Regions from separate parts of the Homo sapiens genome. Here region 2 is linked to region 1. Evidence: read pairs that join two places in POLR2A ChIA-PET (ENCODE). Cell type or tissue: OCI-LY7. All regions are shown on one strand.

Region 1 (2,500 bases):
AAGGCTTCAAAGAAAGATTGGATCTTTGATGTTTGAACAGATAACATGAAAAATTCCTTTGATAAATACAAAAATCTCACTTTAATGTTTAATAAAATTTCAAAATAAATTAATTACTGTTTCTAAAAGCAAATCAAACCAATGATAACTTTGGAATGTTTTTTCAAACTACATTTGCCCTCTATTCCAATATGCTAATATGTTCTTGGAGGAGGGGCTCCTCTTAGCACTTAATAATTTTAAAAGTCACATTGTATGCCGTGGTTTAGATATACCATAATCTATTCAACTTGTTCCCATTTTTTGATAATTAAGCTTATAATTTTTACTATCACAAATGGTATTACAATGAACATTCTTTTACATTTACCTTTGTGTACTTATATTATGCCCTTAGTATAGCCCCTAGAAATAGAATGTTGGATCAAATATTTCTATTATGGATTTATATTTTTTCTTTTCTCATCTGTCATTTTCCTTTATTTTTTAAAAATGTTCTTTACATGTTTTCCTAACATGGGTTATGTTATAATGTTTTTTGGTATATTTCATTTTTGTAATAAGTATATAAAATGTAGATTAAACTTTTGGTGGTCTTTTGGTATATAAACCTATAGGATAAGGTGGTGCACATAACCTGTGTGTTTCTGATAGTATCATTTAAGGTAGTACATTGAAGAGGAATGAATGCAAGTGGAAATCAGGAGGTATACATTATTATCCCATTTTAAACAGTGACTATTGAATTATATAATTTCAAAGTCATTTTCTTCATGTGTGAACTTCCTTATCTTTGAACATGAGAATAGTATTAACTTTAAACTTTTGCCCTCCTTATAAAATGAAGAGATGGGCCGGGCACGGTGGTTCACACCTATAATCCCAGCACTTTGGAGGTTCATGCCTGTAATCCCAGTGCTTTGGGAGGCCGAGGCGGGCAGATCACAAGGTCAGGAGATCAAGATCATCCTGGCTAACACAGTGAAACCCTGTCTCTACTAAAAACACAAAAAATTAGCCGGGTGTGGTGGCACGCACCTGTAGTCCCAGCTACTCAGGAGGCTGAGGCAGGAGAATCGCTTGAACCTGGGAGACAAAGATTGCAGTGGTGCCACTGCACTCCAACCTGGGTGACAGAGCAGGACTCCGTCTCAAAAAAATAAATAAAGAGAAGATATGTATAAAACAGAGACCAGTGTTTTTGTTTTTGTTTTTTTTTTTTTTTTTTTTTGAGAGATGGAGTCTCGCTCTGTAACCCAGGCTGGAGTTCAGTGGCGCAATCTTGGCTCACTGCAACCTCAGACTCCCGGGTTCAAACGATTCTCTTGCCTCAGCTTCTCAAGTAGCTGGGAGTACAGGTGCGCACCACCACATCCAGCTAATTTTTTTTTTTTTTTTTTTTTTTAAGGCAGAGTCTTGCTCTGTCGCCTAGGCTGGAGTGCAGTGGCGCCATCTTGGCTCACTGCAAGCTCCGCCTCCCGGGCTCACGCCATTCTTCTGCCGCAGCCTCTCTGGTAGCTGGGACTGCAGGCGCCCGCCACCACGCCCTGCTAATTTTTGTATTTTGTTTGGTAGAGACGGGGTTTCACTGTGTCAGCTAGGATGGTCTTGATCTCCTGACCTCGTGATCCGCCCACCTCGGCCTCCTAAAGTGCTGGGATTACAGGCGTGAGCCACTGCGCCCGGCCCATTGTATTTTTTATTAGAGACGGGCTTTCACTATATTTTGGCCAGGCTGGTTGCCAACTCCTGACCTCAAGTGATCCGCCCGCCTCAGCCTCTCAAAGTGCTGGGATTACAGGCGTGAGCTACCGCACTCAGCCTCAAGGTTTTATAGTTTGAAGGTGGCTGGTTAAATATACACCTGTCAAGTTTCTTCCTTAATATTTGATTTACAAATGATTAAAAGTGTAAAACTGAGTTATCAGATCCACAATAAAGAAACAACGTTGATTTTTAAATTAGATCAGCCATAAGCCTAGCTGAAAAAAAAAGATACCAACTTTATTCTATATAAATAACTTATTCTGATAAACACCAGATTTACTTTCTGCTATAATACAATCATTAAAAGTTTAAATTTATTTGACTTTTTTAAATTAAAAAATATTTCCCCACAAGGAAGTTATATCTTACAAGGAAAGGTTTTCCAGAATTTTAGTTTTAGTGATAAGGTTTCTTCTATTAGAATTCTTAATGTATTAGTCCATTCTCACACTGCTAATAAAGACATACCCGAGACTGGGTAATTTGTAGTGGAAAGAGCTCATGCCTGGCCCAGAACTTTCTGAAACGAAAATGTTCAATATTTATGCTATCCAATATGGTAGCCATTAACCAGCGAGCACTTGAAATGTGGCTAGTTTGAGGAACTGAAGTTTTATTTTATTTTATTTTTTTAGAGACAGGGTCTCACTTGGTCGCCCAAGCTGGAAGTGGTATGATCATAGCTCACTGCAGCCTTGACCTCCTGGTCTCAAGTCATCCTCCTCTAGTAGCT
Region 2 (2,500 bases), 380 kb before region 1:
CACTCTGATTCCAGATATGCTGCAATAAGCAGGTGTAGAACAATGTGCAGGTGATGGAGTAAAGATAAACAGAGGATGCCATGGGAGTTTAGGGAACAGAGTGGCTGTCTGGTCCTTAGGAGCAAAGACAGAGGTTTGGGTGCATGGGATTTATTTAAGAAATTGTCTCTGGAGGAAGGGAGGAAGGGAAGCAGGGTAGAGCCGGGGAAGAAGCCAAGTAAGGAGGTGTGTGTTGCTGCTGGAGCATGAATTGCACCACTATTGAATTGGTCCCACCAAAGGCCCCTTTTGAGAATGGGGTAGCTGTGAGTCCTTGAAAGCCAACACTCAGAGCATCTGGGGGACATTGTACCAACTTTACAAAGTAGATCTGGGGCTCCAACAGTATACACTCCAGTGTCCTTCCTCTACTTGGAGGAGTCAATGAACGCTTCCTGGAAGAGCTGCCATTAAGGTCAAGTCTGGTGGGAGATCTGGGTGTGGGATAATGTGGGGATCAAGGTGGCGAGAGAAGGAGCATGTGTGAAGATATGAGGGTGAGAATGCAGGAATCTTGGAGAACTTCAGGTTGTTTAGCCATGTGGGCTGAGGCTGGGAAGTGGGGCAGAGCCAGATCGTGTGGGAAAGGTGCCTAACAGTCTAGCTAACAGTCTCAGCTTTATGCAGTAGATGATGGGAGCTACTGAAGAGAGGTGTGATCACTCTGATGGCAGTGTGGATGGTAAAGTGTGCAAAACCAGAAGCAAGGAAATAGATGAGAAAAAATGATAGCCAACACTTATAAAAGACTTAGTGTGTGCCAGACACTGTTTAAGTAAGCTCTTACTATCATTCCGATTTTGCAGATGAGTGGTTGAGTAACTCGCTGAAGGTCATCAAGCTAGTGTGAGCCAAGATTTGGACTCAGGTCTCAGCCTGTGCTCTTAACCTGTACACCCCCATAAGCATGAATGTTGGATTCTAGTCCATGATGTATCAGTATTTGTTTTCATTTAAAATCAGTGCTTTAAAGCATGCCCTGTTGCACACATTGGGTCTCTGGAGTTCCTGTTCCTCTTGGCCCATTGCCACAACACAGGGAAGCCAAGCTCCAGTGAACAGCCAGTGAGGAAGTCTGTCTGGGACTAGTTCTGCAGAGGGCATGGAACTGTGCTGAAGGGAGGCCTTTGAGAAGTTGGCAGCTCTCGGTCTGTGAAGAAAGGGCGTTTCAGTCCTGTGGCTCTGCTGGCCTGCCCTCCCTGGCAGCCACACCTGTTTTGTCCTTCTCCCTACACCCGGCCAGACGTCTCTCCCAGAGTGACAGCAGCAACTGGGGACATGTACAGAGGCTCCTTCTCAGGCCTGACAAAGGCACTCAGAACCTGGCCCAGGCCTGCAGGGCAGGGAGGCTGGGGAGGGGGCAGGTGGGAGGGCCAGGGACACAGACAGCTGTGGGCTGGTGTGGCAAGCATGGCCCTGCCCCAGAACAGGTGAAGTCAATGTGAGCGGAGGAGGAGGGTCCCCTGGGGTTTTTTCCAAGGATAAAAGAGAAGACAGTGCAGAGACATCTCAGCACACAGTGGCTTAACTTCATGACTGGGGTGGTTGTGAGCTCGCGGTTTGCTCAGAAAAGACCTGGCAAAAAGGGCTGAGAAGACACAGCTGGTGGAGGGGTGTTCCTACTCAGGCTGGGAGGACAGCCCTGTGGAAAAGTGTGGTGGAAAGGACACAAAGAACAGGCTGGGAGAGAAGCGTTGGAGGACACCCCTGATGAGACATTGAGTCAATGCCAGAAAAAGTCTCTCTAGGCAGTGCCCATGAGAGGGTTACCTGAGGCCCATGGGGTCTTTTCAGGGAAAAGAACTAGGTGGTTTTTTTTTGTTTTGTTTTGTTTTTTTTTTTTTTTTTTTTTTTTGAGACAGGGTCTCCCTCTGTTGCCCAGGCTAGAGTACAGTGGGGCAATCTGGGCTCACTGCAACCTCCATCACCTGGGTTCAAGCAATTCTCATGTCTCAGCCTCCCGAGTAGCTGGGACTACAGACGTGCGCCATCACACCTGGCTAACTTTTGTATTTTTGGTGGAGACAGGGTTTTACCATGTTAGCCAGGCTGGTCTCGAACTCCTGGACTCAGATGATCCGCCCGCTTTGGCCTCCCAAAGTGCTAGGATTACAGGCGTGAGCCATGACGCTGGGGCTGGAACTAGGTTCTTAAGAAGGGATAACCTAGGTTGGGGAGGAGATACAGGGTAAAACAGTAAAAATAATTAATTGTAGCCTCTTATATGTACATAGCATGATTGAGTTATAAAGCAGTTTTTTGTCCTTTTGATCCTCTCAAGCCCCTGGAAGGTGGGCATCCTTTCGTTGTTCATGCAATGAACACTTAAACAGTGCATCTGTTATGGGCCTAAAAAGTGAGGTTCAGGGAAGGTCAGTGACAGTTTTCCTAAGTCCCTGTGTTTTCTACACCCTTCTTTTTTTTCTGTTGTAATTGTAGGTAATGAGGTCCTGGAGGTTGT

The links. Peaks named below come from ENCODE experiments on the same cell type or tissue, not always from the same donor. Only the 100,000 strongest peaks of a DNase experiment are listed, where the experiment ranks them.
Region 2: POLR2A ChIA-PET joins it to region 1 with 9 read pairs; 1 of 35 experiments calls an interaction of 5 or more read pairs at or near these places.

What each region holds. Positions count from the first base shown.
Region 1 is chr14:73,388,004-73,390,503 of GRCh38, reverse strand. All of the region lies in intron 2 of NUMB (NUMB endocytic adaptor protein), which reads left to right. Among named protein-coding and RNA genes, the nearest start is that of NUMB, 69 kb to the left of the region's middle. In OCI-LY7, no CTCF peak of the experiment used is centred here; no DNase peak of the experiment used is centred here; H3K27ac peaks cover 804 bases.
Region 2 is chr14:73,763,734-73,766,233 of GRCh38, reverse strand. It overlaps a transcript of MIDEAS not described here. Among named protein-coding and RNA genes, the nearest start is that of MIDEAS, 4.7 kb to the right of the region's middle. In OCI-LY7, no CTCF peak of the experiment used is centred here; a DNase peak (open chromatin) is centred at 1,093; H3K4me3 peaks cover 1,030 bases; H3K27ac peaks cover 2,323 bases.